Regions from separate parts of the Homo sapiens genome. Here region 2 is linked to region 1. Evidence: chromatin loops called from intact Hi-C (ENCODE). Cell type or tissue: MCF 10A. All regions are shown on one strand. Links, peaks and the distances in the headings refer to the core of each region. The heading gives the core; the rest is flanking DNA.

Region 1 (8,330 bases), core at 277-8,276:
TCAGCCTTCATCCTGGTCTAAATCTGTATCGGTGACTTGCCCAAAGATCTGGAAAGGCCAAAGATGCCACTGGGCTAGGAGCGAAGCTGATACGATGGATGTAACATCAGGATCCCTGATAATCTCTGCAGACCCAAATGCCCAGCCAAACCCAGCAAGAGGGAAGACTTTCAACAACTGTTGTTCAGTTTCATGTGGTTTCAAATTCAGAAGCACAAGAACTAGATTAGAGAGCCCTCCGTTGGCAGCAGTTCACAAGAAAGAAATCTGGAAGTTTTAGTTGACCACAAGCATAATACGATCCAACAGTGTGACTGTTGCTAAAAATGCTAAAATATATGTAGGCTGTCTTCATAGACATGTGGTGTCCAGATCCAGGGAGGTGATGTTGCTGGGTCTTCTGGCATGAGCAGGCCATGTCTAGAGGGTAGGTTTAGTCCTCCTGAGCATCACGTTTGGGGAGAACAAGCATGACCCCTGGGGGCATGTCATGGAGGAGCAGTTGGAGACATTGAAGTGGATTAACTGGTCTGGTGGAGACCAGCTGGATGCTCAGCATTGCATATTCTCTTCCTGGGCATGCTGGAAGTCGGCATTCCCCAGCCTCTCCTGGGGTTAGCTCGGACCATTGGACTAGCTTCTGGCTGATGGAATATGGGCAGAGCCGGTCCACTCTGTTTCCAGTGATGCTTCATGCTGCCCTTTTCCTGAGAGTCTGACAGGACAAGATGGATGGAACGGGGCACCTTGAATCATTTGGAATCCCACTTGGAAGGCTCCCTCCCAAATAGCCACTTAGACTGAGACAAGAATGAAAAAATAAACCTTTATTGTGTGAAACCACTGGGATTTTGTCATGGCAGCTGGCAGGAATGACTCTCATACAGTGGTGGAAAAGAAAACCCAAGGAAGATGGATAGTTAAGTACTAATTATATAAACTAATTATATATGTGGCAGACTTTTTTTTTTTTTTTGAGACAGAGTCTTGCTCTGTTGCCCAGGCTGGAGTGCAGTGGTGTGACCTCGGCTCACTGCAAGCTCCGCCTCCTGGGTTCATGCCATTCTCCTCTCTCAGCCTCCCGAGTAGCTGAGACTACAGGCACTCGCCACCACGCCCGGCTAATTTTTTTGTATTTTTGGTAGAGACGAGGTTTCACGGTGTTAGCCAGGATGGTCTCGATCTCCTGACTTGTGATCCACCCATCTTGGCCTCCCAAAGTGCTGGGATTACAGGCGTGAGCCACCGTGCCCAGCTAATCCACTGAGATACTGCCTTGGTCTCACAACTACTGGGCACTAAAGAGAGTAGAATGGTGATTTTATCCTCCTGGAAAGATTATTGGGAAAATGGCTACTACTGGGCAGTTATAACCCCTCCCTAAACACCCCCTCCAGTGATAGTTTTTGGTTTTGTTTTCAATGGTCTAATCAGACCTCCCTCACTTGCTAGTTATATGACCTTGAGCAAGTTACTTGGCTGCTCTGTGCCTCAGTTTCCCTATATATGAAAAGGTTATAATACCAGCACCTGCTTCGTGGAGTCTTTGTGATGATTAAATGAGTTTATCATACAACATACAACAGTGTCAATATGTGTTCATTTTTTTTTTTTTTGGATTTTTGTTTTTCTCTGCTTAAGGGGCTGTCCTCAAGAAACTTGTCACTTAGGTCTTTGGAAGGTGAGCTGCCGCACTGTCCAAGCTCCCCACAACTGGGGCAGAAATAAGATTTTTTTTTTCTTTTTTCCGTAGATGATGAATTCCTAGTTTGGCCTGAACTTCCATGCCTAGTTTAGGGTGGGGGGTGTATGTGACTGCAGGGATTCTTGCAGGGAAGAGTGGTGGCAGGAAGAGGCTAGATGTTCATATGGAGAGGTGGAGCCAGGGGAGGACCCAGTGAGAGAGGTGGTATCTGACCCTGGGGAGGGACCAACACTGAAGCTGGTGTTATGGAAACTGAAGATGGAGGCTGTGATCTGGAACACAGCAACCAGACCTTCCTGTCTGTTCCAGGGGCCACGGGAACCCCGGGGTTTGGAGAGAATGTCCGTAAACGGCACTCTTAAAAGAGGCTGGGGATTATCTGGCATGGGGCAGATCAGTCCACAGTTACAGGGAGACTGTTGTTGAGGAGCCCCGTGTTCCCTCCATCTCTGCTTTGTAATTGCTGTGTGCCATTGGAAGGGCCACTTAACCCCTCTGCATTTTGCCTTTTCCATCTGTAAAATGGGAATAACAATATCTACTCTGTCATCTTCAAGGAATGAAAACAAGCAGGGCTGTGGAAGTGGAAGATTTTTCATACTTCTCAATCAGTCACAGAGAACTACCCAAATGTCAGCGTCTTTAGCTCCGTTTTGGCTAAGAAGGAACTTTCTAACCTCTAAAATAGGAGTGAGGTGTTTCACGAGGCAAAAGGCACCTGGGAATCAGATGTGAGGCCAAGAATGCAGGAGAAATGGTCTTACACAAGTGAAGATGGAACTAGACACATGCCAAGGGGACTGTTTTCAGGCAATAGCTCCCGAAAGAGGTCATGGTTCTGGGAGGACAATGCCCATGCAGCTCTGTAGCTGTTGGATTTTCCCAGCCTTCACCTGAAGGTGGAATTGAGACACCCTCCAGCAACCAGTGGGGTGGCCCAGGGGGATGGGGGAGAGGAAAGCCTGACACCTGAGCATCTCACTCAATAATTCAGGGCTGGTTAGAGCCCAGTGAGGTGTTTCACACTCTGCAAAGGCAGATAATGAAGCATTCTTCCAAAATGAGAGAATGTGCCTTTTCTTTTCTTCCCGCCTCTTTCCTAATAAAATCATTAAACCAGGATTTCCAGAGGCCTGCCACCCCACCCACCTTGGCTGTTTCTGTGGGGAGGGAAGGGTACTTGAGTTTTGGTAGGGGTGGGGAAGCTGAGCTAGGAAGGGGGCTTGGCTGGTGACAGAAGGAGAGCAGTCCTACTGAGAAGGGTGTTGGGGTCTCAGAGGGCAGGGGGAGGGGGCCTGCTGATTTCTCACCACCCCAGATGACATATGACTTAGCACGTCCCCAGGTCTCCAGGGCTGCAGCCGGCGCTGTGCTTTCCACATGTGTTTAGTATTATCGGTGTTTTTACAATAATAACTGTGGTCTTGAAAGGGACTAAAATTAATTAAAATGCCTGGCTGGAGAGAACCTCCTTGGGGTAAGTGCAGGGGGTATGGGCGGTCATCTTGTCCATCCCCCTGTCTCTGGTTGGGTCTGGACCCCTGTTGGCCCAATCAGCTGGTCTTAGAAGATGCCAGTGTGGGAGCATCTGCAGTCTTAGAGGTTAAAATTCTTTTAGGGAAATGTTTCTTGGTATTTAAACTACAGTAAGAAAGGAAGAGCAAACACTTAGATGTTGTGTTTGCAATTTGCAGAACCGCACTGAGAAAGCCCCCACTGGTTGTATTTATCAAACTCTGCTGCGTGCCCTCATCCAAAGACCCCTGTCTGAGAGCATCCCTTGGTTCAGAGAGGAACAATTTGGCTCTTGATTTAGGGCAGGGTTTCTCAAGCTCATTGCAGCACTGTTGACGTTTGGAGCTGAATCACTCTTTGTGGGCAGGGGTTGTTCTGTGCACTGTAGGATGTTTAGCCATGCCCTTGACCTCTACCCACTAGATGCCAGTAGCATTCCCAGCCTCACAAGTGTAAAAACTAAAAATGTCCTCAGACGTTGCCAAATACCCCTGGGGAACCAAATCGCCTCCAGTTGAGAACCACTGATTTAGGGCAAGGCTCTCTGGCATCTCAACCACCTCCCCCCATTCCCACCCCCCCTACTCCCCTACTCCAGGGAAGCAGTGCTCATCCAGGTTGTCATGACATGCAAATGTGTCACCATCACGCAGGAGAACAAGTGACGGGTTATGAATAACACCCTGAGGTTTGGGAGTGATTCACTTTTTAAAAACAAATCAGAGCAGGTACTAACATAGCAACATCCCTTTCACTCCCTCGCAGTCCAAGATGATTTTCCGAGTGGCCAGAGTTGCCCATTGCTCCTAGCCTGTCTCATGGAGGTCACAGCCAGGATGAGGTTAGCTGCTTTTGCTAATCAGCTGTGAGTAGTCTGGCGATGACATGTTATTGCCATGTTTTATTGCCTCATCACATTTGGGTTTGTCTGTGGGATCATGCTGCACACAGATCACGTTGCTGTTCTCGAAGTTCACTTGGAGGAGAACTGGACATCCAAGACTCTGTTGGCCCTGTTGGCCTCATCTCCTTTTCCTCTCTCATCTCTCAACACTGTGCTCTATTCAGTTGCTTCTTCATGGACCTCCAATACAAGTCTTCCTTCCTACACTGCCTGGAGCCCTTTCCCGGCTCCTCTGAATATGGCTGGCTCCTCCTCCTCATGTCTCAGCTCACACATGCCCTTCTCAGAGGCTGGGTGCACCTGACATCTAGCGAACCCGGCCCTCTTCTAGTAGTGAGTCAGCCTCTGTCCAGGGGCTCTGTTCTTTTCCCATAGCATGTGTCACTACCGACACTCGTGCTGGTGTGTATGTCCCCCGCATACCAGTTGGGTTTCCAGGAAGCCAATGCAGAGATGGAGTTATGGGTTTATTGGGGGAATAAGCAACCTATGAGGGAAAAGAGGAGGGAGCTGGATTGGGCAGGGGGAACCATCAGAACGTGAAGGCAACCTGGGCAGTCTCCAGGAGCTTTGGAGCAGAGACTGCCCATTGGAGAAGTCCCATGTGGGTAGAAATGGGTTGGCCCTTGTGCCACCACCTTGCATAGTCATTAGCTAGGGCTGCCTCAAGAACAGCATGACCTCAGCCTGAAAACTGACGAGGACCTCGAAGACACCAGTGCAGTGGCTGTCAGCCAGTCAAGCTCCTCTCAGTCAGGCAGCAAGTCCTTTTTGAAGGATCTGAGCCATGCATCTCCATGTCTACCCTTCCGGGGTGGAATGGACACTCCCTGAGAGCAGGAACCCTGTAGATCTTGCTTATGCCTGATCCCATTCCCTACAGCAGAGCCTGGTGCATGGTAGGAGATCAAACCTGAGCTGATTTTAGTTTTCAGAGAGTAATTTGGTTGCCCTGGTTGCCCTAAACTCAGATTTCTGAGTTTACAAACTCAGAAATAGAAATATTGTAGGCTGAGTGTGGTGGCTCACACCTGTAATCCCAGCAGTTTGGGAGGCCGAGGCGGTCGGATCACAAGGTCAAGAGATCGAGACTATCCTGGCCAACATGGTGAAACCCCGTCTCTACTAAAAATACAACAATTAGCTGGGCATGGTAGCGTGTGCCTGTAGTCCCAGCTACTTGGGAGGCTGAGGCAGGAGAATCGCTTGAACCCGGGAGGCGGAGGTTGCAGTGAGCCAAGATCGCGCCACTGCACTTCAGCCTGGTGACAGAGTGAGATTCCGTCAAAAAAAAAAAAAAAAAAAGAAAAGGAAAAGAAATATTTTAGAAAGACAAACATGTGCTGCAGGGGGAAATGGCAGAGAAACACTGCTGCAAGGTATCTCAAACCATGGTTCACCCTGCAGTACTTCCAAGGTTTTGAAAGCTAAAAAAAAAAATCATGATGTTGGGGCATCCTGTAACTTGCCTCTTGTAGGGTTAGAAGATGTTAGCTGGGTGACATCTCTCCAGCCAGGTGAGAAGGGGGGAACAGAAGCTCGGGGGATCTCAGAGGAAAAGGAAAACAGAACTATCTGGTGGGTCAAAGGCGCATACCAGGGGGCCGTGGGTGCCTGTCAAACCGGAATGGTTATCTGGTCTGGCAGAGCCCAGCATCTTGGGTGGCCAAACAAACCTCAGATACAGTGTTCCCAGAGATGGGGGGTTGGAGGATATTATGCTTTCCCTTTAGCCTGTCTCTTGCCTCAGTATCTACCTCTGCCAGAGGATCTGAACTGGGATGGGCTTGTCACCTTGGCTGCTGTCCTTTGATGGGGCAGGTCAAAGTCCAAGACTCCAAGAGAACAGGTCTGGCTGTGCAGAAGCCTGCATGGGTGCAGTAGGCAGGGGGGTAGAGGAGTCTTCTGGGTGACAGAGATACCCACGGGGCAGGTGCCCAGCAGCCTTGCAGTGAGGAGGGGAGGGAGCAAACTCTATGCACTGTGTGGAGAGGGAGCGGGTGGCAGAGATCTGTCTCAGGGAGGTGCCTGACTCAGAGAGCCAGCATGAACCTCAGTTTACAAACTCAGAAATGCAAGAAATAGAACTCATATTATCTGATAACTCAATTGCAGTGGGGCATTTCAGATCCTTCCTACCCTTTTCATGGGTGTTGCCTCTAAGTTCAGGGAACAGGGAAGGCTAACAATGCTCTGGCAATTACGGAGTGGGACAGTGTGCTCTCTACATCACATGTCTGCACTGGGCTCATCTGAGACCTCCAACAGGCTGCTATGGGTTCCTCAGCCGTTCATTCACCCTGGGCACTGCCGAGTAGTCTTTTGATCCCAACCAGAGGACATGCCTGTCTACTTATTCAGAGCACCCTGGTAGTACCCCTGACTCAGTACCTGGCATATCATCTCAGTACTCAGCAGTACCCCTGACTCAGTACCTGGCATATCATCTCAGTACTCAGTAGTACCCCTGACTCAGTACTTGGCATATCATCTCACTCTCTGCTTTGAGCCTGGCTCCCTTTGCTCCCCCAACACGGAATCTCTCAGCTTTTATCTAAGGGCCGCTTCACTAGACCTCAGCACATGTTCTTCCAAATCTGTTGTATTTGCAATACCTTTCAAAAACCTTCTTTGAAACTCAAAAACCAGGGTGTATTATGCTATTTCTTTGATTTGGGGGTGTTATCCACACTCTAATGCAGCAAATTCAATAGGGCCTCACTAACTAGACGAGGAAAGACCAAGCAGTGCAAGGAAATATTGTGCTGGGGGAGACAGAGGTGAACATTGGTTAAAATACAAAAAGCATCCTCCCAGCACACTTGCTTTGGGGAGCTTTTCTGCCCAGAGCCCAGCTCCTCTCCTGCCTCACTTAAAGGCTCTTCCCCCTTGTCATACAGGTTGCGCTGGCCCAGCCAGGAGAACTAAGCAGTTGGCACTGTCTTCCATTTCCAAGGGCAGCAAAAAATGTATTAATCATCAGGCACCAATGGGAGGTGAGGGAGGCTGGGTCTCTCCATTTCTTTCCATAAGCAAGTCCTTCCTCTGCAATGTGGCTGGACCTCCTTGCAGGCAGTCAGGAGGGCAGGGAAGCAGACCCAGCTCTGGGAGGAACGGCACAGCCTACAGAATAGAAACAAACCTAACGACTGCCATTTTGAGACCTCAAGAGTCATTAAACCCAGACTGAAGTCAGTTTATCTGAATCCTCACCTAGGTGGTGTGTTGATGTGGGCGGGCCTCCAAGGCCACCAAAGTCAGAGTGACCCAGGTTTAAGTATTAGCCCTACAGGTTAGTGGTCCTGATAAACACACTTCATTTCCTTTGCCTCCATTTCCACATCTTTAAATGGGCATGATATTTGCGATGATTCAATGCAATAATGTTTATAGAACCCTTAGAATCCTGCTTGGCTGTCTATTCATTCTCAATTAATGTTAATTCTATTCCTTTCTCTTAGGAGGTCCACAGATGAAGAACAGCTCTCATCTCTATGGTCCCCAGCATTTATTTAAAGCTAAGAATTCACAGGTCAACCAAATCACTCCCTGAAAACTAAAATCAACCAAAAGCAGAGGAAGAATCACTGAGACCCTCCTAGCATGTCTTTCTTAACTCTCATACCTGAAAGGATGGGTAATTGGGTGTTTCATATTGGCATGGACCCTAACATGGTGTGACTCAATCTCTTGCAATGCTGTGCATTGCTAGGGCACTGATTTCATTGTTGAGAGTCTCTCACTGGTAAGAAATATTTCCTTATTCAGTATCAATTTCTTCAGCTGATTGGCTCTATTCCACATCCCATTGTTATGGCTCCTCACCTAAGTACAGCTGCAATGCTTGAGAAAAAAATGCCCAGGAAAATTCTTGCCTTTGAGCAGGCCCACCTTATATTGAAACCAAAAGTCTGCAAGAAAAATGGTAGGGAATGACCTTTAAGCCTTGGAGGAAGAATTTATGAGCACAACTATAGCTTCTTCTTGGCATAAAGTTGTGTTCTGTATTCTTCAAAATTCTCAGATTTTGTGCACTGTTGGTTCAAGGTCACAACAAAAAGCCCCTATGCTCTGAGGACAGAAGCATGCTGGGATTTCAAGGGCATGGCCAGATTTGAGAGAAAGGAGACCTCAGAGCTTACGACTTGGAAAGGCAGAGTCCAACGACAATGGGTCATTCTCCTGTTTAGGATAAGGGCATGCAAA
Region 2 (8,330 bases), core at 245-8,244, 64 kb after region 1:
TCTTTTCCTCAGTCTGGGTGGAGCCCTAGGAATCTATATTACAGAGAAGCATCCCAGAATTTGGAGCTGCTCTGATGTTGTGGTAGGGGGGCCAGTGGGCCAGACTTTTAGAAACATCGGACAACCATCTAGCTACTCAGTGACCCCAGTATCTCTCCAGGCATCTACCCCTCCTGGGCTCCAACTTGACAGATCTCTCAGGCCAACTGGTCTGCTCACCTTTTCTTTCTCTTCTCTGTCTGTTCTTTCTCTTTTTGGCTAAGTCCTTCTCAGATGTGGGCTATCAGCTTAATGAATTTGAGGGCACAATGTGAGTCCTTTTGGCCAGAGAGGGTGAGAGTGACATGGAAAAGCAAGGGGCCTCCTCCTGCCTGCCTATGAGGATGGCCGGGACGTGGCTCCAGTTGAGTCTGCTCTGATGGTGTTCTCATCGCCCCTCCGTGCACCATCCACAGGCTTTGCTGAGCATCCTGGTGGTCATTGCTGCCTTGTTTTCACAGGTGAAGGTGATGGCCCTTCCAGCTTTCTGGTTTGTGATGAGATGCTTATCTCCTTGGCCCTCTCCAAGCTCAGGGGTGACGGCCCTGCAGAGACCTTGGCTTCTGCTCAGTTGTTCTTAATTAAATTTGAAATCAACTAGAACAAGAGGGCTTTGGGAGCTTGGTGGGCTGAGGGCCAAGGGCCTGAGCAACTGCCACGGACTAGCACCACCTCCCACAGTCCTGATCCCTGGGACATGTGTACAGATTACAGAGAAATCCCTCTGCAATGAGGTTATGTTAACTCTTTAGCCTAGGTGCTGGGTTTCAAAAGCAACCAGAGACCAGGGGCAGAGGACCTTGCTTTTCTTGCTGAATATTTACAGCTAGGGATTATTTGGAGCAGTAGAAATCCAAGTCCCCCAGAACTCTCAGGGTGACAACTAGGGGTCCCTAAGTTCTGATGCATGATCCCTGCCCCCACCCTGACCCCAGCTGTACCTCTCAACCTTTATTAGAGGGTTTTCCCTTAAAGCAGCCCAAGGAACTGGCATATCCAGAATAGCATGTTTGGGGATCAGAGGAAGAGTATGGAGCCAGAGACTGGGGGGATGCCTGGGTTCTGTGAAGAGGAGCAAGACGTTTGGAGCTGATTTTGGGTCAGCCCAGCTAACATGCGAACCACTGGGTGACCATTTTTGAATGTCTACATATGCATCACACACCAATAGGTGGTGAGGAACATTTGTTATCTGTTGTGCACATAGGAAGCCGTTGGAGTTATCCATTGTAAAGTGGTTAATAATAACCACCATTTGTTAAATGCACACGTTTTACAAATGCTGTTATCTAATCATTGCAATAACCCTGTGAGTTACCATTATCTCCACCTACAGATGAGGAAACTGAGGCACAGAGAGGTGAAGTAACAATTTGCTCCAGGCCATATGGGTGGTATGTGATAGAACAGGTACTAGATCTCAGGTCAGCTGACACCAAAAGAACTTAGACTATACCAAAGGTGACAGATTACCCTCATCACAACTAGAAAATATTTTCAAGGCAATTCAAGAGCAAAGGCAGCATTCGTGGCACGGTAGGCTTTGGAGGGAGTTAAATCTGGCAAAAGGTTATTAGGGGGACTGAGTGCTCTGGGAAATGGAATCAGTAAACAGACCTCCCAATTCTGCAAAGCCACCTTCTGCAGGTGCAGAGGGCCAGCTTGCTCATTTCACCTGAGAGATGAAGGTCAGGTGCAGAAGGAAATGGTGGTGTCCCCATTGCAATAGCCATATGAAGACAGGTCAAGGGCCAGGCTCTGAACCCCACCCTGGGCACTGTGGTAAGTGTGCATCCCTCTCCCTGTCTCCCTGGGGGCTGCTGAGATTTTTCTGTCAGTGCCCTTTTCTGACATTCAGGATCTGTTTCTCCTCAAGCCTTTCTCTGTCTAACTTCTGTCTCCAGGAAAAAGACTGGGTAAGTGTTATGGGTTGAATCGTGTTCCAGTCCAATTCTTGTCCTGGAGTCCTAGCCCCCAGCCTAGTATCTTTGACTGTGATGTCATTTGGAGAGAAGGTCTTTTACAGTGGGAATCAAGTTAAATGAGGTCATTAGGGTGGGCTCTAATCCAAATGAAGTGTGTCTTTAAAAAATGGGAAAATTTGTTGAATTTTTTTTTTTTTTTGAGATGGAGTCCTGCTCTGTCACCCAGGCTAGAGTGCAGTGGTGCAATCTCGGCTCACTGCAGCCTCCGTCTCCTGGGTTCAAGTGATTCTCCTGCCTCAGCCTCCCGAGTAGCTGTGATTACAGGTGTGCGCCACCATGCCCAGCTAATTTTTGTATTTTTAGTAGAGATAGGGTTTCACCATGTTGGCCATGCTGGTCTCAAACTCCTGACCCTGTGATCCGCCCACGTCAGCCTCCCAAAGTGCTGAGATTACAGGCATGAGCCACTCTGCCTGGCCCAAAATGGGAAAATTTGGACATGGAGACATGCATAGAAGGAAAACAATGTGAAGAGACGCAGGGAGAAGATGCCATCCACGAAGCCAGGAGAGAAGCCGGGGACAGATTCTTCCCTCCAAGCCTTCAGAAGGAAACAACCCTGTGGACACTTTGATTTTGAACTTCGGCCTCCAGAACTGTGAGATGAAAAATGTCTGTTGCTTCAGCCACCTTGTCTGTGATACTTAGTTATAGCAGCCCTGGCAAACAAATGCAGTTTAAGTAATTTATATCCTAGCATGAATCAGGGTTAAAACAATTCCAGGAGCATTTTCAACTTAAAAGAATAGGAAATATACCAAAGAAATGTGTTTTAAAGGATGGTATTTAGAATACTCTGAAATTTGGGGCTAACGTTGGGGGCCACAGATCTCTGCAGGCTCCCAAGTGTTAGTTATTTCACTCATTCTGTCCCCAAGGGCATGGGAGGCCCGTCCCCAACAGACGCATGCATTTTCCTCTGAGTTCCTCCTTCTCTGAGACCCTGGTGTCTGTTTAGCTGCTTAGCTTTGGTATCCTGGAGACTGAGCAATGCTAGTGCCACCACCCCAATCAAGCAGGGCTCTCGAGAGCTGTGACTTTTGAAAACAGACTGTTCCTGGTTTCCATAAGGTGAAAACAACCAAAAAAACAAAAAAACATTCTCTGGGATTCCTTTTCTCCCTGGCAGCCTACGGGCAGTGTCCAAGCCTCATAGGAGTTTTGCCCTGCAGTTTCCCAGCCTGGAGTGTTTGGCGTGTGGTCCATGGGGAAATCTGTGCATTGAAATGTAGCGGAGGAATAAAGAATTTGGGCACGATTTGGGAAATCTTTGCTTGGGTCTTTCCTTGTGTCTTTCCTGGGACAAGCCTAATTCACCTGTTCAGCACAAATGTATTAAATATGTACTCTGTGCCAGGAAACAGTACTGGGCAAGGTGCTGGGGAGACTGTCATGAATAAGTCTGACACTTGTCACCAGGGAGCTCACAGTCTAGGAGGGAAAAGCAACAACGGACACATGTTTTCAGAGCTGATGATTGTTCTGAAAGGGGAAGTGTCGACTCCCCATTCCCTGCCCTTGACCTGTTGTCTGTATCATTGTTTGTGTCTGGTTCTATCCAGCTTAAATTATAAACTTTGAGGGCACAGTCGTGTTGCTGGCATAATTTTTTTTTTCCCCAGAGGTTTTTTTTCTGCTACAGGCACAGAAGAGGCGTTTTAAAAATCAAACTGCAGCGTGCGATAATTACACGGGGGAACTTGTTAAAATGCAGATTCCCCGACTCTGCCCTCAGAGGTTCTGAATTCGTGGACCAAGGGTAGGGCCGGAGAATGTGCATCTTTAAACCCAAACACTCAGGGACTGTGGTTCTGGAACTCTGTATGCCACACTTAGAGAACACTCTCCTAGGATTGGGGCTGCTTGCTGGTGTTCTTTTATTCCCACAAAATTAAACAGAAAGCAGAAACTTGTGAAAAAGTGAAACTGACAAAAAGAAATGTCAGGGAGAAGACATCTCTTTTTGTGAAATTAACAAATCAGGTAAACACTGACTGAATTGAGCAGAATTCCTGCTACGATAGGTATTCCTTGTTTGTTTTAATTAAGTCACTTAGGTAGATGATATAGTACTTAAATCAGACGTTTGAGTCCCTTTCCCTTTCACTGAAAAGGAACTGAAAGAGCCACAAGCCTCATAATACGTGACTTAAAAACTTTCCGGCTGGGGGCAGTGGCTCACGCCTGAAATCCCAGCACTTTGAGAGGCTGAGGCGGGTGGATCACGAGGTCAGGAGATCGAGACCATCTTGGCCAACATGGTGAAACCCTGTCTCTACTAAAAATACAAAAATTAGCCAGGCGTGGTGGCACATGCCTGTAATCCCGGCTACTCGGGACGCTGAGGCAGGGGAATCGCTTGAACCCGGGAGGCAGAGGTTGCAGTGAGCTAAGATCGCGCCACTGCACCCCAGCCTGGTGGCAGAGTGAGACTCCATCTCAAAAAAACAAAACAAAACAAAACAAACTTTCCATCACAGATGTGTGTTTTCACAATTGCTTGGATTTCTTTGATATTTTAGGAATGAAGGCTTGTTAATCACAGATCCTAGACCCTAAGTGGAACAAGACAGTAAGGTAGGTGTACTGAGATTGTCACGATGGCCACTTCTGCGTCCATCGCATGGCCCACAGGTGACAACTTGTCAGCATCCCTACTTGAGAGTTGGTCTCTGCTGGGTTCGTGCACCAGATCTTCTGCACTGCCCTTGCACATTGTTCTGAAAGTCAAACAAACCAACGTCTTGTCAGCCAACCAGGGAGCTGTATCTGTGTGCCTTAGACAAATCCTGTGCCCTCTCTGAGTCCTGGCTTGCTTATCTGCAAACTAGCCGTTCCTGAGAGTTCCTGCAACTCTGATAGCATATGGTGTGACCACATCAAAAACAGGTCATCACCCTTGCCTCGTCATCCCCACACCACCTACCCTGGCCCATTTTTCAGCCCAGCTTCCAGAACAGAACCTGGCACAGAGGAAGCTCAAACCACATCGGTAGAGGGCTCTTTGGTTCTCAGAGTGGCCCTGGACTTGACCACTCTGTATCTGGCATATTTTGGAAATATCTCAGTAGGAAGAAAGAAGCTGGAGATGGTCATATTTTTTCCCTTAAAGCTCCCCTTCCTCTTCCTTCAGCCTCATTCAGTTGCTGACATTCTGGGCCCTGAACCTAATGCCAATTTTCCTCCCACTTCTTCTGACTCATATCTTTCATCATGTCTCAGGAGAGCGGCGTCTGTCACTCCCCTCTCCTGGCAAACATGAGGGGCTTGGGAAGAATGTCAGCCACAGCTCAGTGCAGCCAGGACTGGGCCTGATCCTGGAGCAATCGGTAAAGCTGGGAGGTCGGCTGCCTGTTGGGGTCTTGCACACTTAGGTGGAGGCACTTTCTTTCTCTCTCAGCCATATTCCTCCCTTCCCCCTTGAAGCCTTAGAAAAGAGAAAAGCATACTTGCTTCTTTTCCCTGGATCCTCTTTGAGTTGTAATTTTGAAGGACACTAAGTATCATTTACTCTGTTGGGAGTGAAGACTTCTGCATTTTTTGCTGGCAGCATCAAACAGCAATGGGCACACGAGGGGATGGTCCTGAAGTTAAGACCACTGGGGTCTCACCTCCCTCCATAATTCTAACCTTTTTTCCATGAGATTTCCAGAGAGAATCTTAGCTGAAAAATCCAACCAGAACCCTTGCCAGTGTGTCTGGGAGAGGAAAGCTTATTCTTGCAAGGGCTTTCCAGTGCCTTCCTATAATTACAGCTTGATTCTAAATGGTTATTATTATGAAGCCAATGCAATCACTGCCAAGGAGATAGGAAAGATACCACATAAGCCACACCAACACAAGGTTTAGGGAAATCAGGGTTTTTACTGGATTTCAGACTAAGGCATGGTGCTGAGAACCAAAGAGAGGAATCTTTAGCTATGTACACAAACTCTCAGATTCTTAGGTAGAGAGAGGAGGAAGACTGAAATGAGATGGAGGAAAGAGAAAATCTTAGGACTGGTGGCAAAGAGAGTAGTGACTTAGAATGCAGAGATCCAAGGTCAGATCAGCATTTGTAAAGATTCTGGAACCTATAGAATGCTATGATGTTGAAATGTGTATTTCCCCAAACTATTACTCATTTCTAAGTGTTTATATAGCTCACTACGTGCCAGGCATTGTCCCAAGCACTCTCTATATATTAACTCATTTAATTAAATTTCCATTGAGTTTCACAGTTTCTAGATTTATGGAATTTTCACCTAGAGACATTTAGCAAAAGCTGTGATCACTCCTTATCCAAAGAAGCTCTTGGAACTGTGACAGATCATTCTAGATTCCAACCCACACTTTCCCTGTTAGCACCTGCATCTCTGTGGCTTGCCTTCTCCAGTCCCGGAAATGTTTTAACCCTTTGTCTGCTCGAGGGGACAAGGACTAGTGAACAGGACTGGGAGAGGGAGAACAGCCTAAGAGAATGGGTTGGGGGAGGAAGACGGTAGGATGAGGGAAAGGCCCAGGATTAAAAGGCAAGCTCAGAGAAAGCCGCAGCCATATCAGTGGAGGCTATTTTTCTTAAGATCTACCATCTAAGCAGCAAGAGGGAGATCTGTTCAAACCGGTGAGATGGTCTGGCATAAGCTTCTGATTCAGCCACTCCTTCCCCTTAGCTCATCCTGTGCAAGCTCATCTTGCGGCAGGGTGCAAGGAGGTTCTGATGAGCTAATGCTCCCAGAAACTCTGGGTAGGAGGGAACCATCTTCCTTGTCAGGGTATTACCCCATTCTTTGAAGGATTAGAAGAGGGACCAAAATCAGGGTTGATGCAACATAAATGGGCCACATGGTGGCTTTGCTTGGACACTGTGGCATGCATGTCTCTACCCCTCTCAGGGTTTCCTTTCTGTCCCTCCTTCTTTGTTTGACACCACTCAGTGTTGGCGGTGCTGACTGTAGGGAGGTGATTGTGACATTCCTGATATGTTGGCTGAAATTCTTCCCAGGAGCCCTTTGTTGTAGTGGCCAAATCAATCCCTCCATCTGGGTAAGAAATTGGTTTTGAGGACTCTGGAGCTGGGTGGAAGAGCCTTGGAGCAAAGGCAAGTCAGAGGTTCTTAAGGAGAGTCATGGATCAAGCTCTGGGGAGGTCATATCTAAAGATCCAGAGGTAGGATAGGAACCGGAAGACACTGTGGATGAGTTTGCAGCTGGGTAATGATTGGGAGGGGACCTGGTTCAGAAGAAGTGAAGAGCACTCAAGGCCACTGCTGGGAAAAGTTTTGGGAGGTCCATGCTTCCCTTCTTTGGGGTGAGCTTGGGGATAGTCGAAGGCAGAGTGGACAAGTTTCCTTTTCTCTCTTAGTTTCCTTATCAACAAATGCAAAGATCCACTGTGAGCGTTAAATGACACAACTCATGTAAAGTGCCTAATACAGTGCCTGATATATTGTCAATATTCAATAAATTAGCTTTTAGGATTTTATTTTGCTGAACAGTCTTCAGAGGTCATAATAAAATTTGCTGCTGTTTGCCTACTTACCAACAACACATGGTGATATTTGCTTAAGAGCATAGGAAAAAGCAGGGAACGTGCTCTCAGTCCTGGCTTGACATTTTTTTAGGATCTGTATCAGTAGGTCTGTGTCAGTTTGCATAGTACATAAACATGCACTGTTGAGTTTGGGGAAAGATGAAAAATCTAGTTTCAAGTCTGATCATTTGAAAGAATTCTCCAAGAAGGTAGCACTTGTCTGGCTATCCGCACACAATAGTTTGATACACATCTCAAGAAGGGAATGGAAGAAGCCAGATCCTATATTTTTGAATGCTAGGATGCCTTGGTGGGCATGGGAAAGTGGGGAGTGATAGGAGGAGTGTGAAGAGGGGTAGATTGTGGGAAGATGCTGTCCATGAAGTCATCCATTACAGTGTTCCTTAACTGCAAACCGCCCCAAATTCTATTACATGGTTAAAACATTTTGGGAACTCTTGCTCAATAATAAGCAGCAGCATGATAAAAAATTTTTTCTTGAAGCCATTTCTCGCTTATCATCCTCTTCAACCTGGATTTGTTCCCATGTGCTTCTCTGGAGGCCCAAAGAAAGCAATGTGTCTCAGAAGCTGGAAAACTAGACTGGAGTCAGGGAGCAGCCCTCCCTGGCTGGTTGCTTGTGTGTGCTCTTGTCTCCCCAGCCCAGGCTTGGCTTGTTGCTAAGTCACATACCCAAGAAGCTGTGGGCAGGAGGGGCTGAATGGGTCGCCCTGGCCCCCAACTCCCATCTACAGTGGACTGAGGCATTTGCTGATTCTTGCCAAGACCAACAGA

What was found. Hi-C counts contacts between places; a loop is a spot of excess contacts. Peaks named below come from ENCODE experiments on the same cell type or tissue, not always from the same donor. Only the 100,000 strongest peaks of a DNase experiment are listed, where the experiment ranks them.
Region 2: a loop joins it to region 1, with 5 times the contacts of the local background. A loop is called at or near these places in 3 of 110 quality-filtered maps.

The regions. Positions count from the first base shown.
Region 1 is chr17:72,358,201-72,366,530 of GRCh38, reverse strand. No RefSeq gene overlaps it. Among named protein-coding and RNA genes, the nearest start is that of LINC02003, 20 kb to the right of the region's middle. In MCF 10A, for the core only: no CTCF peak of the experiment used is centred there; DNase peaks (open chromatin) are centred at 3,800, 4,430 and 7,800.
Region 2 is chr17:72,294,451-72,302,780 of GRCh38, reverse strand. No RefSeq gene overlaps it. Among named protein-coding and RNA genes, the nearest start is that of LINC02003, 44 kb to the left of the region's middle. RefSeq lists a silencer at 3,372-3,451. In MCF 10A, for the core only: no CTCF peak of the experiment used is centred there; DNase peaks (open chromatin) are centred at 5,230 and 6,140.